Linked DNA regions of Homo sapiens: region 2 is linked to region 1. Evidence: chromatin contacts called from ENCODE Hi-C data. All regions are on one chromosome and are shown on one strand. Each heading gives the region's core, a stretch centred on a gene start or an enhancer-like site at or near the end of the contact. The rest is flanking DNA. Distances are from core to core; before and after follow the strand shown.

Evidence for each region. A loop is a pair of places that touch in the nucleus more often than their neighbours do. Pooled maps may share reads with other maps.
Region 2: a loop to region 1 is called in a pooled map, with 4 times the contacts of the local background. The contact joins the enhancer-like site here to the promoter of RAE1 in region 1. A Hi-C loop is called at or near these places in 3 of 50 pooled maps.

What each region holds. Positions count from the first base shown.
Region 1 is chr20:57,347,389-57,354,650 of GRCh38, forward strand. RAE1 (ribonucleic acid export 1) reads left to right here and starts at 3,867. Exons shown (of 12, transcript NM_003610.4): 1 at 3,867-4,034; 2 at 6,644-6,740. The coding sequence starts at 6,651. RefSeq lists enhancers at 3,498-4,066, 4,257-4,336.
Region 2 is chr20:57,445,839-57,453,100 of GRCh38, forward strand. No RefSeq gene overlaps it. Among named protein-coding and RNA genes, the nearest start is that of RBM38-AS1, 56 kb to the left of the region's middle. RefSeq lists enhancers at 4,849-5,138, 5,643-6,142, 6,095-6,389, 6,184-6,328, 6,202-6,702 and 1 more and a cis regulatory region at 6,247-6,264. Within about 2 kb of position 4,718, at least 9 of the 41 ENCODE cell types and tissues checked have a DNase peak (open chromatin) inside an H3K27ac peak, as active enhancers do.

The sequences.
Region 1 (7,262 bases), core at 2,617-5,116:
AGAGTCCATCTCAAAAAAAAATAAAATAAAATACCGTTCTCCCTTTTTGTTTCTAGGAGGCAAAACATAAATCAGCATAATCTGCCACCTGTGGAAGTGTAGAGTTAGGTTTTGGGGCAGGCTGCTTGCATTCCAATTCTACGTCTACTCCTTGCCTCTATGGCTGGGACAAGTTACAACCTGATCTCAGTTTCATCAACCATAAAATGGGCATAACAACAATAATAATGACTTGGTAGGGTCATGGTGAGGATTAAATGAGATTATCCATTTAACAAGAGTCTTGGAATATCAGCTATAATATTTGGGCGAGCATACTGCTCCTCAGTGGTTCCACTGATGGTATATGCAAAAGCAGTTTGTCAACTACATAATCCTAAACAGCGGGAAGAGTTTATAGAGCATGCTGAATAACCAGGATTATAGAGGAATCTGTATCATAATAGAGGCTTCTGGAAGATACATTGGGCGTTGAAACATAAAATGCAACAAGTATTAATAACGAACACATGTAAGATACTCTGCTTGGTGCTGCAAAGCATATACATGGAAGTAGATACAAGTTTTAAATCTAGGAATCTAGACAAGACAAATACACTATTTAATGAGGCAGAATATGCCTCGAAACCCTGAGAGAGCTTTGGGAGGGCTTTTGAGAGTTTAAAGGAAAGATAGTAAGAGGAGTTCCATTGAAAAAGGATAAGAAAATGTAGTTGAAGCACTTCTCAGAGATGAGTCCAAAGCTTTGCTGGTAGGAGGGTCAGGCACAGGACAGACATCATGGACCTACTCTGTATCAGTTGTGTGAGCTCTGGTAAGTCACATTGAGAGATGACAGCGTGCTGGCAGTCCTCACAGCCCTCGCTCGCTCTCGGGGCATCCTCTGCCTGGGCTCCCACTTTGGCGGCACTTGAGGAGCCCTTCAGCCCACCGCTGCACTGTGGGACCCCGTTTCTGGGCTGGCCAAGGCCGAAGCCCGCTCCCTCAGCTTGCAGGGAGGGGTGGAGGGAGAGGCGCGAGCGGGAACCGGGGCTGCGCGCGGCGCTTGCGGGCCAGCTGGAGTTCCGGGTGGGCGTGGGCTTGGCGGGCCCCGCACTCGGAGCAGCCGGCCGGCCCTGCTGGCCCCTGGCAATGAGGGGCTTGGCACCCGGGCCAGCGGCTGCGAAGGGTGTACTGGGTCCCCCAGCAGTGCCAGCCCACCAGCGCTGCGCTCTATTTCTCACCGGGCCTTAGCTGCCTTCCCGCAGGGCAGGGCTCGGGACCTGCAGCCTGCCATGCCTGAGCCTCCCACCCCCTCCATGGGCTCCTGTGCTGCCCGAGCCTCCCCGACGCGAGTGCCACCCCCGCTCCACGGCGCCCAGTCCCACGGACCACCCAAGGGCTGAGGAGCGCGAGCGCACGGCCTGGGACTGGTGGGCAGCTCCACCTGCAGCCCCGGTGCGGGATCCACTGGGTGAAGCCAGCTGGGCTCCTGAGTCTGGTGGGGAGGTGGAGAACCTTTATGTCTAGCTCAGGGATTGTAAATACACCAATCGACACTCTGTATCTAGCTACTCTGATGCGGCCTTGGAGAATCTTTATGTCTAGCTCAGGGATTGTAAATACACCAATCAGCACTCTGTATCTAGCTCAAGGTTTGTAAACACACCAATCAGCACCCTGTGTCTAGCTCAGGGTTTGTAAATGCACCAATGGACACTCTGTATCTGGCTACTCTGGTGGGGCCTTGGAGAACCTTTGTGTCTAGCTGAGGGATTGTAAAGGCACCAATCAGCGACCTGTCAAAACAGACCACTGGGCTCTACCAATCAGCAGGATGTGGGTGGGGCCAGATAAGAGAATAAAAGCAGGCTGCCGGAGCTAGTAGTGGCAATCTGCTCGGGGCACCTTCCACGGTGTGGGAGGTTTGTTCTTTCGCTTTTTGGGACCACGTCGTCTTTATGAGCTGTAACACTCACCGCAAAGGTCTGCAGCTTTACTCCTGAAGCCAGCGAGACCACGAGCCCGCCGGGAGGAAGGAACAACTCCAGATGCGTCGCCTTAAGAGCTGTAACACTCACTGCCCGAAGGTCTGCAGCTTCGCTTCTGAGCCAGCGAGGCCATAAACCACCAGAAGGAAGAAACTCCAAACACATCTTAACATCAGAAGGAACAGACTCCGGATGCGCTGCTTTTAAGAACTGTAACACTCACCGCGAGGCTCCGCAGCTTCATTCTTGAAGTCAGTGAGACCAAGAACCCACCAATTCCGGACACAACATCACCTCTGTCAGCTTCATTTTCCATATCTATAAAATGGAGATAATCACAATACCTATCTTTTAGGGCTGGTCTGGAAACTACAGGAGATGGAGCATCTAAAGCGCTTAGCATAGGGTGATGCTCAAAAGAGCTATTATTACCATCATCGTCTAGACTAGAGGTTCTCAGTCTTGGCTGCATCTTAGAATCACCTGGGGAGCTTTTAAAAAATATTAATTTCCTCTTTTCTAGCCCAGGCGTACTAAATCAGAATCTCTAAGGGTGCAGTGTAAACATCACAGTTTTTAAAAAGCTGCCCAGGATTCCAAATGATCTACAGCCTTGGTACTTAACTCTGGTTCACGGCCCAGCAACCTCTGCTGGGAATTTGGTAGAAATGTGGATTTTTAGGCCCATCGTAGACCTACTGAATCTGCATTTTATAAAAAGATACCCCAGATCCTAAACCTCCTTAAGAAGGTCAAGGCACGCAGACCACACTGAGTAGTGAAGGAGAGAATCCAGGGTAGCTACATAACCTCACGAAATCCCTTCCTTGTGATCTGTCTTTTCCTTCACTTCCTTCTTCAGATGCTCCTAAAAGTAGGGGTTGGGAGGAAACAACCAACTGAAATATTTGGAGTGGGCGTGTGTGAGTAATAAGAATCCCTTAACATTTCTACAGACAGTTCTATTAGTAAGAGTAGTTCACGTATGATTTCACTTGACCCTAATTAGGAACAGCCCTGGCATCATTTTCCCCACCATGCAGCAGGAAACTGAGGCCCAAAGAGCCCCGAGGTGGGCTCAGGGTACCCCAGTGGGCAAACAGGGAGAGGCCAGGGCGGGAAACCCGCGGCCGACCTCGCCTTGTTCGGAGGCAGCGTTAGAGCAGCTTCTCGGAGGTTGGCCTTGGACGTGAATTGGAAGCAATCAGAATCTTTTAGATGTTTATACATGATAAATGCAATAATTAATTCACAAGAGAAAACAGCTAGCTACCTTGCACTAGCCCTAGTTGCGGATTGATTGACTGATTTGAGATGGAGTTTCGCTCTTGTTGTCCAGACTGGAGTGCAATGGCATGGTCTCGGCTCACTGCAACCTCCACCTCCTGGGTTCAAGCGATTCTCCTGCCTTAGCCTCCCAAGCAGCTGGGATTACAGGCACCCGCCACCATGCCCGGCTAATTTTTGTATTTTTAGTACTGACGGGGGGACGGGGGGGCGGGGGGGCGGGGGGACGGGGGGCGGGGGGGGCGGGGGGGGCGGGGGGACGGGGGCGGGGGGCGGGGGGGGGCGGCGCGGGGGGGCGGGGGGGGCGGGGGGCGGGGCGGTTCACGATGTTGGCCAGACTTGTCTTGAACTCCTGACCCCAGGTGATCAGCCCGCCTCGGCCTCCCAAAGTGCTGGGATTACAGGCGTGAGCCACCGCGCCTGGCCAGTTGCGGATTTATAAAAGCAGTCGCTTAGTAACTTGCAGCGGCTACATCAACTTTGGACCAATTCGCAAACTGCTGGTGTAAAGCGTTTTTGCGCATGTGCTGTCGCCTTGCGGGAAAAGGAGCCTTTTTCTTCGACGATTTCCGGGCGACGCAGGAAGTGGCTCCAGGGCGCACGCGCGTTGTTTCCGCGGTAGTCAGGGCAGTTTCTACCGCAGGCTTAAGGAGGCTTCGGGCTCCTGGGATTTCTGTCCGCGCTCCTGGCCCTCGTCCTTCGCGCCAGAGCAGGTTCGCAAACTCCTCAGACCCTTCTGCTCCCGGCCGCCGCTTTCCGCCGGGGCGAGACCCCCAGGTAGGCCCCGTGCCGCGCGCGTCCCGTCGTTAACCGCCGCCATGGCTCCCGCAGAGGCCGAGTTGCCTCCCGGGAGCGCGCTTCTGCGGGATGCTGGGGCGCGAGCGGGACTGTTGACTAAGCTTCGTTACTGGGCCCTGGAAGCGAGGTCAGAGCTGGAAATGGCCTTAGGGGTCACCTAGGGCCTAATCCATCGTTTCTCTTGTGGGGGAACTGAGCCTCTGGGAAGGGTCACATTGCGTTAATGCAGTGTGTGTCGCCTCTGTCCCTCCCCCTTACACGTCTGGCGTCTCGTCAGATACATGTCAGCTCCTGGGAGAAGCTTTCCCTGGCCGCTTTGCAGAAGGGCGTCCCCTTTTAGCCTCTTCCACGTCAACCTGCTCCATTTCTTTCGTAGCAGTTACCAGTCTCTGAAACTAAGTCTGTTTCTGTCTTAGCCCGCCAAGTATTTATTGTATACGTATATAGGTGCCACCGTACAGGCAGTACTTCTCCAGGCAAGTAGTATTAAACACCAGCCGCCCTGGGCCAGGCATTGTACTGTGGGACCCAGTATGCATTAAGGGAAGAATCCAGGCAAGTGGCTGCCCTCTTGGAGCCAGCATTCTGGGGGGGAAGAGATTTTGAGTGTAAACAAGAAATTCCAGGGGATGTGATGGAAGATTAGATATGTTAAAGTTGGCAAAGAAGCGTCTGAGGAGGTGACTTTAAAAAAGAATACGTGTGACAGCTTTATTGAAGTATAAAATAACATTAATTTCAACCATTGAAAGTGTATATTGTGAGTTTGGAAATTTTATGCAGTTGCGTAAACATGGCAAGTTCAAATTTGGGACATTTTCATCACCCCAAGAAGTTCGGAGGAGGCAACTTTTGAACTGGGATATGAAGATTCAAACGGAGGTAGCTGTGGGGAGGGAGAAGCAAATCATCCCAAGCTGAAGGAACAGCACTAGGTTTGCTCCAAGGCAGGGATGAGCTTGTTGTGTTCAGCGGAGAAAGGAAGCCAGCAGAGCTAGGAGGGCTGGGGTGCAGCAAGGCGGGAGAGAGCGGGAAGAGATTAGGTGGGTCCCACAGATGACTGTGCCTTCTGAACTTTGGAAGCTTCCCAGTGCTCAGCATAAGGTGTGGTCCACACTGACTAACACGAACGATTCTCACCTACCATGTTCTTTTTCCTAAGTTCATCCCTAATGGCAGAAATGTTCTCTCCCAACTTGAAGGTTGAGGTAGAGGAATAGAGTGAAAGTAATATTTATTAAGAACCTGTAGTGCTTTAGGCAGTGTGTGTGTGTGGCTTCATTTAGTTCTCATAACTCTGTGAAGTAGATATTAGTGTCTCTGTTTTACAGATGAGAAAATCAAGGTTAAGTGACCCGTCCAAAGCCGTGTAACCAGCACCTGGACTGATTGCAGAAGCCTTGTCATGCCTTTGTTCGTTCATACAGCCAACTGGTGTTTCAAGTACCTCTGCATTTGAGGGCAGAAGTGTGGCCGGCAAGGACCACATCCCCTCACGTTCACTAAAATGTACATGTGCTTGTAGCTGTTGCTCTGACCTTTTGTTCTGCACTTATTTTTCATGAAGCTGAGGAAACTCAAATGCCTTCCCCAAATTCCTTGCAGTTTCTCCGTTCTGTGTTGTCTTGTTAGCAAGGATGTCACTCAGCCATTTGGCTCCCTTTGGAGAGGTGACTGGTATGGAGGACTTTTCAGCGTAACAGGTAGTAGGATTGAAATGTGGTTTCAGTGTACGTAACTCCTCGGGGAGTTGGAAGGAAAAAAGAAGGGAAAAGTCGTTTATTGTACCCACTATGAACTAGATACTGCATTTTCTACATAATCTGATTTGATCCCCAGAGCAGCCCTGGAGAATGTGTTAATGTTCTCTATGTTTGCAGAGCAGGAAAATGAAGACTGGTGAGATTAGAGTCCCAACTCCTGAGTGGCAAGAGGCCCTGACCAAACCCTGGTGGGCCTGTTAGATTATGATATTCAAGAAAAAACCCAGGGTGGGAGAGGTTCTTGCTGGGTAAATGTCCAAAACACGATGCCCGACCTTTTTAAAACTTTTACGAAGAAATTGCTGATTCGCTTCCCGGACTGGTTGTTCTAGGTAGTTTCATGCGGATGCTGACCTAAACTAGAATGTAGAAATTAGTAGGAAAGTGAATGCCCACTAGGTGGAAACCTGAAAGCACGGGGACCTGCGATCTTGTTTACTGTTATATTCCTGCTGCGCAGCTCAGGGTCTCTATGTAAAAAATGAGTGAATTTATTTTCTAGCTGGTGCCTACAAAATAATCTGCAATGTATCCATACTGGTTTATTAATGGTAACAAATGAACCGTACTAATATGAGATAATAGGGGAAACTAGATATGGAGTGTATGGGAATTCTATCTTTACTATTTCTGGAAACCTAAAACTACTCTAAAATAGAAGGTTTATGTTTTGAAAGCACTCTGCTCATTGCGCTCTTGTCTGAAAAGTGAAGCCTGGCCTCAAGCCACTTTGAGTATTTCTCTTCTGCCAGTTAATTATCTTACCATTGCCTCTCAGTGATATTAAGAGAAAACCCATCCTTAACATTTTTCATTACTTTTTAGGTTCAAAATGAGCCTGTTTGGAACAACCTCAGGTTTTGGAACCAGTGGGACCAGCATGTTTGGCAGTGCAACTACAGACAATCACAATCCCATGAAGGTACCACGAAAAGCTTCCTGGGGCTTGTAGGAAGAGTTTGGGCAGAGTTTCTCCCATCAAGGACAGAACCCGAGATGACTTGGGAGCCTCCTTTAGGCTGAAAGCTTTGAAACTTTGTCTAACTCATGTTTCTGAAACACTGGAGCACAGAAAATGTGTCCCCGTACTTGTGTCCTGTTCTTCCTGGCCTGCCAGGTCTCCAGAATCACCCAAGGTGCAGATTCCGGTGCAGATTCCCAGGGCCTGGCCCAGCCAGGACTGTTGACTCAGAATTCCCATGGTTGGAGAGAGGGGATGGCAGGTGAAAACTGTGATCTAGCACTGTGGGGCCAGAGTGAACTGGTCATTTAGAAAACAAGACCATGGGCATTTCATTAGCAGCTGCTACTGCTAGTCCTGGTGGTGCTGGTACTTTCTCTAGCTTATTTTTTACTCCTGTCTTTGATCAAAGTAAGGAAAGGTCTAATTCAGTTAGTTCTTGTACACAAGGAAAGGCCACCGTGAGGTAATTAGTGAGAAAGA
Region 2 (7,262 bases), core at 3,468-5,967, 99 kb after region 1:
CCCTGTTATCCTCATTTTCCTTCTGGGAGGCAGCAAAATACAGAGGTTGAGAGCATGGATTCTGGAGTCCCACAAACCCGACTCCTGCCTTGAGTCCTGACTCAGCCTTTAACAGTTGTGTGACTGTGAGTGTATCAGTTAGCTACTGCTATGTAACAAATCGTCCCAAAACCTAGTTGCTTAAAACATGATTCTATGAGTTGACAATTTAGCCTGAACCATCAGTTGGATGGTTCTGGTGTGGGCTGGCATCCCTCATGCATTTTTGCAGTCAGCTGCCAGGTCTGCAGGAAGCTCTGACTATCATCTAGGGTGATGGGAACAACTGGTCTCTCATTCTCCAGCAGACCGTTCTCCTGATGGAGACAGGGGTCTGAGAGAGAGAGAGAAGAAACCTGCAAGGCAGTTTGGGGTCTTAGATTTGGCACGGTATCACTTCCAGCAATTCTGTTGGCCAAAGCAAGTCACAAGACCAACCTGACTCAAGAGTTTGGAAACCACCTCTGCCTTTTGATGGGAAGAGCTGCAAAACCATTTTGCAAAGGGCGTGGATACAAGGAAGGATGAATTTAGGTCATTTTATACAAATCTGTGTACCACACTGGGTACCTATATACCTCTCTGAGCCTCAGTTTCCTCATTTGTAACATGTGAATGGTTTGGCTTGTCAATCGGAGAAAACGATGAGACAAGTCTCAATCATTTTTGGAGATTTATTTGCCAAAGTTAAGGACGCACCTGGGAGACAGGTCTATGTCTTTCTCTGAAGATGATTTTGGGGGCTCCAAATTTAAAGGAGAAAGGGTGGGATATTGAGAAACACACAGTTTTCACATAAACAAAAGGGATAAAGGAAAGATGGGGGAATCTGCATTTTACATAAGATAACACAGACAAAATGGGGTAGGGGAACAATCAGATATGCACATGGGTCTGGCAGGCAGGGGTGACTGCACCTAAATAAAAGCTATAAATTGTTGTGAGAACTAAATAAGGTGAGGTATGTAAAGTCGCCAGCATAGTGCCTCATGCAGAGTAAGTGTTGATTCCTTGAGAGGAGGCTTACTTCTTGTCACCCCCTACCCCACTATCCCTGTGAAACACGACCTAGGAGGTCAGCTGCTCTCTGGAGAAATGCTGTCTAAAAAGGCAATCTGTAGTTGCAAGAAACCCACCAGGACTGGGAGCCTTTTGGTAAATATTTCTTTCACCCTCTGCTTCAGTGATAGAAACAGTAAGTCCCAGTTAAGCAGGATCAAAGTTTATCAGGCATCAGGACACACTGACTGCTGTCTTTCTGTCCTTCAGGCCATTCAGGTGTCTTCGCTCTTTCATTCAACAACATCAAGCACCTACTGTGTGCCAGGTGCCGTATTAAGTGTAGAGGACAGAGTGGTACTAAAAGACAACACAGTCCTTGCTGCCAAGGAGCCAACAGTTATAATGACAGCAACACACACCAGTTCAGGTCTATGTCCCTGTAATAAGGTAAGAACTTCAGGTCACAATCCAGATAATAAATATGGCATTGGTTTATTGTTCTTACTATCAACAGAATTGTGATTGGATCCTTATCCCACTAGGCTGGGTGGGGAGCTTAATCTCAGGCTGTCTCATATTCTAGTTGCTAATAATAACATCCAAGCCTCCTTAATAGCTCACTTATATTGAGGGGTTACTAAATGCTGGCCCCAGGGCAGGTCTTTCTTTCTTTTTTTTTGAGACAGGGTCTTGCTCATTGACCAGGCTGGAGTGCAGTGGCAAGATCACCTCTCACTGCAGCCTGGACCTCCTAGGCTCAAGCCATCCTCCCACCTCAGCCTCCCAAGTAGCTGGGACTACAGGCATGCACCACCACACCCAGCTAATTTTTTTTTTGAGATGGGGTTTCACCTTATTATCCAGGCTGGTTTTGAATTCCTAGGCTCAAGCCTTCTGCCCACCTCTGCCTCCCGAAGTGTTGGGATTACTGGTGTGAGCAACTGCGCCCGGCTGTAGGTCAGGTCTTTACAAGCATTTCATCCTCTTGCAGCAATCTGATGAAAGCATTTAGGGAGCCCAGGAAGGGAGGCAATGGCGATCTGGAAGGATGAGCTGCTTGTCCTAGGATATACAGCTATGAAGTTTTTAACCGAGGTCTGGTTGGATTAGGGAGGGGACCTCTGCCATGGGGCAGTCATGACAGGTGCGGGGCGCCATCGTCTCCTCCAAGGGTGAGGCGTCTCCTTGAGGTGGGGTTTACCCCATGGTTTCTGTTCTTGGGTGGCAGGGCCCTGAACTCCCGGGTGGGTGTTTCACCCTGGGAGGTGGCAGGGGTAGGGACAGGGTGTCTAAATCTCAGCAGAAACATCAGACGTGGCCACCAAGAATCAGCTAGATCATCCAGAGCAGCAGGCACAGCTTTAAGTGCACACGTCCACAGGCCTGGATGTTGTTTTAACATTTAATTTGGTCCAGCATCAGCCAGCTAAACCTGCTCCTTATCCTCGGCCTGGCTGGCAGCTGCCCTTCAGGGAGCTAAACCGACTCCTGCGAGTGAGCGGCCAGGCCTTTTCGGGAGCCTTCCAGGTGTAACTCTGGGGAGGGTCCACATACCTCAGTCACTCACCCACTTTTCACACCCATGCACACTTACCTGTGTACATTCACAGACACACTCACACACTACTTTTGTTTTTTTTTAGAGATGGGATCTCATCTCACTATGTTGCCAGGCTGGTCTCGAACATCTGGCCTCTAGTGATCCTCCCACCTTGGCCTCCCAAAGTCCTAGGATTTCAGGCGTAAGCCACTATGCCCAGCCACACTTCTACATGCATGCTGCTTCTTGCAATCTCACACACTCACACACACATGCACATGCCACTCCAGCACACCCACACATGCACACACACACACACCCCTCTCCTGAGCCACCCTGGGCCGCAACTCACCTGGCTTGAATTTTGCTTTCCTCAGTTGACCCTGGCCCTGCAGATTGAGAGGCTGCACAGAGTTGAGGCCGGAGACAAGAGACTTATTTTTCACCTGGCTCAGCCACCAGGTCTCTTGCTGTCTCTGGGCCTTATTCCCCTAACAAAAACAACAGTCCACATTTATTGAGGATGCTGCGGATACAGTCTTATCTAAGACTCACAGCAGGCTCGCGGGAAATGGAGGCTCGGGTAGGGAAAACAGCCTGTCCAAGGTCACTCAAGCAGTAACCAGAAGACCTAGGGTTTGAACCCTGACTGTGGAACTCTAGCTACTTTGCTGTACGATTTCCCAGCCCACTTCATTCTCCCAATGAGGGCATGCTGTTATAATCCCATTTCACAGGCAAGGAAGCTGAGGCTGGTAGCGTGCAATAGTGCCTCGCACTGGACTTCTCTCCCTCCCTTGCTCACAGTGGGTTTCTTCCTGCCCAGGGCCCTGGCCCGCTTTTTTCTCTCTGCCTCCCTACTTTGCCAAGTTCATTTCTCTTCTTCCTCTTGGTCTTACCCCAAATGCCATTTCTTCAGGAAGGCTTCTCTTACCCCCAAACTAGACCATACTCTCGCTTGAGGCTTTGACTGTGTGTTTTCTGTTTGCTAGTATCACACGTGACCCCCAGTGCCATGGCCTGAAGTACCTCTTGATTAGTTCACCTGCTCCTTAAGTCAGGCGTCTGGGTGGGCTCCACTGACCCTCTGTCCAGGGTCTCAGTGAGCCCAAGTCAAGGTGTCAGCAGACTGTGCCCCTTTCTGGAAGCTCAAAGGAGCACCTGTTTCCCGCTCATTGGGGTGGTTGGCAGGATTCAGGTCCTCGGTTCCTCCCTTTCCAAGGCAGCAGCCTCGGGGTGAGTCTTCCCTCTGCCGCCCCTCTTCCCATTCCCTCTTGCACTTTGAAGGGTTCCTGTGAGGACACTGGGCCCTCTCCAATGGTCCAGGATGATCTCCCCATCTCCAGGCCAGCTGATTCACAACCTCTGTTCCATCTGCTGCCCAAATTCCCCTTCGCCGAGCAGCCTAGAGTAGTTACAGGTTCTAAGACTGGGGTGAGGGCATTATTCTGCCCACCACACTTCCCTTGCTCTTTCCTGCCGCCTGTTTTTACTAAATGTGTCATTATATATTTGTGTGCGGGATTATTTGTTTTCTCTCTGTCTCCCTCCCATAAATATCATCTGCATGACTCAGGTTGGGTACATAGTGCCCGTACACAGGAGGCACCGAGTACAAATTCCCTGAACAGGTGGCAGCACTGGGGTCTGAACCTGCACCTCCATGTCATTCTTCACCAACAAAGTAGTTTGGATGCTCACTTTCTCCCCTGCCCCCCATCAGGTCGGCTGTGTCCAGTTGCACAGGCTGTAAACTGCACAACTCCAGGGCACTATTCACAGCTTAGTCTCTGTGATCCTCGCAGTTGGGTGGGATCCCTCAGGACCTGTAGGCTGAAGCTCTGCTCCTGAACCTGAGCCTGTGTTCTAAATCTGGAGCCTGTGTTTATAACATTGGCTGCTCCTAGAATCATCCAGAGGGCTTTAAAAAACCCTCCTGCCCAGGTCATGCTGCAGACCAACTGTGCCAGAATCCCTAGGGTGGCACTCGACACCCCAAGTGACTCGGAAGTGCAGCTGAGGTGCAAGCCTCCCTCCAGCAGGGATGCAGAGATAATTATGTAATAGAGGAAGAGCCCCCCCGCTCCCCACCCCGCACCCCCGTATACTTTGCATAACCGAGGCTGGGCAGCTTCCTCTCCCACAAGCCTGTTTCTTCACTCTGTGTGGCTGCAGCCTGGCTCTCTGGCTTCCTGTGGCCGATAAGCCGTCCTGCATCATTTACGACGCTGGGCCAACATCTGGCTGCCAGTGTGGTCACCAGTCCTGCTCCAGTGAGGGGGGGCAGTCATCTCTCCCGGTGACAAACTGCCTGCCCAGAGTGGCCTGAGGAGAGGGAGAGCAAAACCACATCATCGAGCCCCTTGCTCGGGACTCACTGGAGGGTTGCTGGATCCTAAGTTTTACTTGGCTTTGGGAAATTTGCTGGCACATTAGTTGCGAATATTTTGCTCTGAGGGTCTGAGTGCAGTCTTCGAGGTCTCAGCATCTTGCTTCTAGGGCAGGTGATGAAGTGCACTGGAGGCTGGGGCATGGCCGGGTGAGCTGAGGTGCTGGGAGCAGCAGGGACCATCTGGGGCAAACTGCTGCCAACACACTGGGTTTCTAGGGTGGACCCGGCCTGAGAAAGGACGGAGGGGGTGGCTTGGAGGGGCCCGGAGAGCGTGCAGGCCACAGATGGCACTGTGTCTGCACACTTCACCTTCTGTGAGAAATACTCATGACCCTCTTGCTCTGTCGAGCCCCGGCCGGGAGGTGTGTGGTTGCAGCCGCTTGGTCACGTCCCCTCATGTGGAAGGTACAGTCCCTATGGGCACACAAGCCCAGGGCTGGGCCCAGCACCCGCAGCTAGCCAGCCCCGGAGCCCCCCGAAGGAGTCCCCCAGGCCAGCACTCCTCACCTCTGGGCATCCACCTCCCCCTTTCCCAGAGGGCTGTGTATCTTTGGCCTCCTGTCTGGGGGCCTCGGCATTCCTTTTCTTTCTCTTTCCTCCTCAGTGAAGCTGGCAGTGGGGTGGAGACAATTCAGGTCTGACTGCCTCAGCAGCAAAGAAGGGGGGATGGCAGCTCATCCCAGGCAGACCCCGAAGGTGAAACATCCGCATGGCACACCAGTGCACTTGTGGCTATTGCAGCCCCATAGTCAAAACTCCGGGATGTCACCATGCTGAGGGCTCTGTCACATCCCCTGCTCTGGCTTGGCCAAGCTCCAGATGGGGACAATCACATGCCTCGCCTTGCCCCAAGAAAGAGAAGGAGATAATGGAAGACCACCCTTCTCCATGGTGCCACGTGGTGATGCTTGCTCTTGCTTACTGAGCACTCACGGGGGACCATTCTCAGCCTGGCTGCGTATGAGTGTATTCAGTTCTCACAACAGCCCTGCAGCCACGTAAATCCTCTTTGTACCCATCTTGTAGATAAGAACACCAAGGCACAGAGAGGTCAGGTAACCAGCCCGGGCCCGCACAGCCCATGGGGACAGTGCTGGTGTTGGGATGCAGGCCTGACCTCCCCAGGCACCCCGAGTCCTGCTGCCCCTTAGAAGGAGGCCCAGGAGCCTTGTCTTTGCGGGGCTATGAGAGGGGATGCTGCTGTTCCCACTGCAGAGGTCACAGGGGAGCGCTTCCGCTGCTCAAGAGGAACCGGAACTTTGGAAACCACATTCTTATCTGCCCCTCACAAGAGCGGCAACTTGGCAACACTCATGAGCAATTAGGGTTGGATGAGTCTTCAGGATGGGTCTTCATCTGCTTACTCGTTCACTCAATCATTCATTCACCTACTCTTTCATTTGTTCAGCCAGTGTTTATTGAAGCCTTCTCAGGCCAGTTGCTGGGCCATCTGCACAGCCATGCCGGGAATAAACCCACAAGCACGTGCTGTCTATGCTATGTCAGGTGGAAGGACGCCAGAGACAGTTAAACCGGGTAAAGGGCAGGAGGAGGATGGGACAGGAGCCTGCCTTAGGCAGGGTGGTCAGAGAAGGCCTCTGGGGAGGTGACATTTGAGCAGACATCTGAATGGAGAGAATGAGCCAGGCCCTGGGCGCAGGATGTGCCAAACAGAGGGAACAACCAGTGCAAAGGCCTTGAGGCAGGGGCGGCAGCAGGGTGGCCAGTGTGGCTGCAGGGCAGTGAACAAGAAGGAGTGTGGCGGGATGAGGTTGGAGGGGCTGTCGTGGGGAGGGATGGTCGGGCCGGGATGGGCCTGTGCCGCACTGTTGAGGGCTTTGGACTTGACTGAGTGAGACGGGGGACAACGGGGCCCATGAGATTGTTCTGCCTTGTGTTTTAAAGACTAGAGTGGTAGAGTGGGGCCGGGCATGGTGGTGTGTGCCTGTAATCCCAGTTACTTGAGAGGCTGAGGCAGGAGAATCGCTTGAACTCAGGAGGCGGAGGTTGCAGTGAGCAGAGATCATGCCATTGCACTCTAGCCTGGGCAAAAGGAGTGAAACTCTGTCTTAATAAATAAATAAAGACTAGGGTGTAAGGGCAGAAAGAGGGAGGAGGTGAGGAGGAGAGAGGTGTCAGTGGCTTCACATGACGAGGGCGGGAGGCTGTGAGAAGTGACCAGGTGCAGGGTGATGTGATGGTACAACCTCAGGGCTTGATTCTGACTTTGACAAAGGAATGCCTGTGGAAGGCAGGACACCTGGTGGAGTTAAAATGACTGTCCAGCCT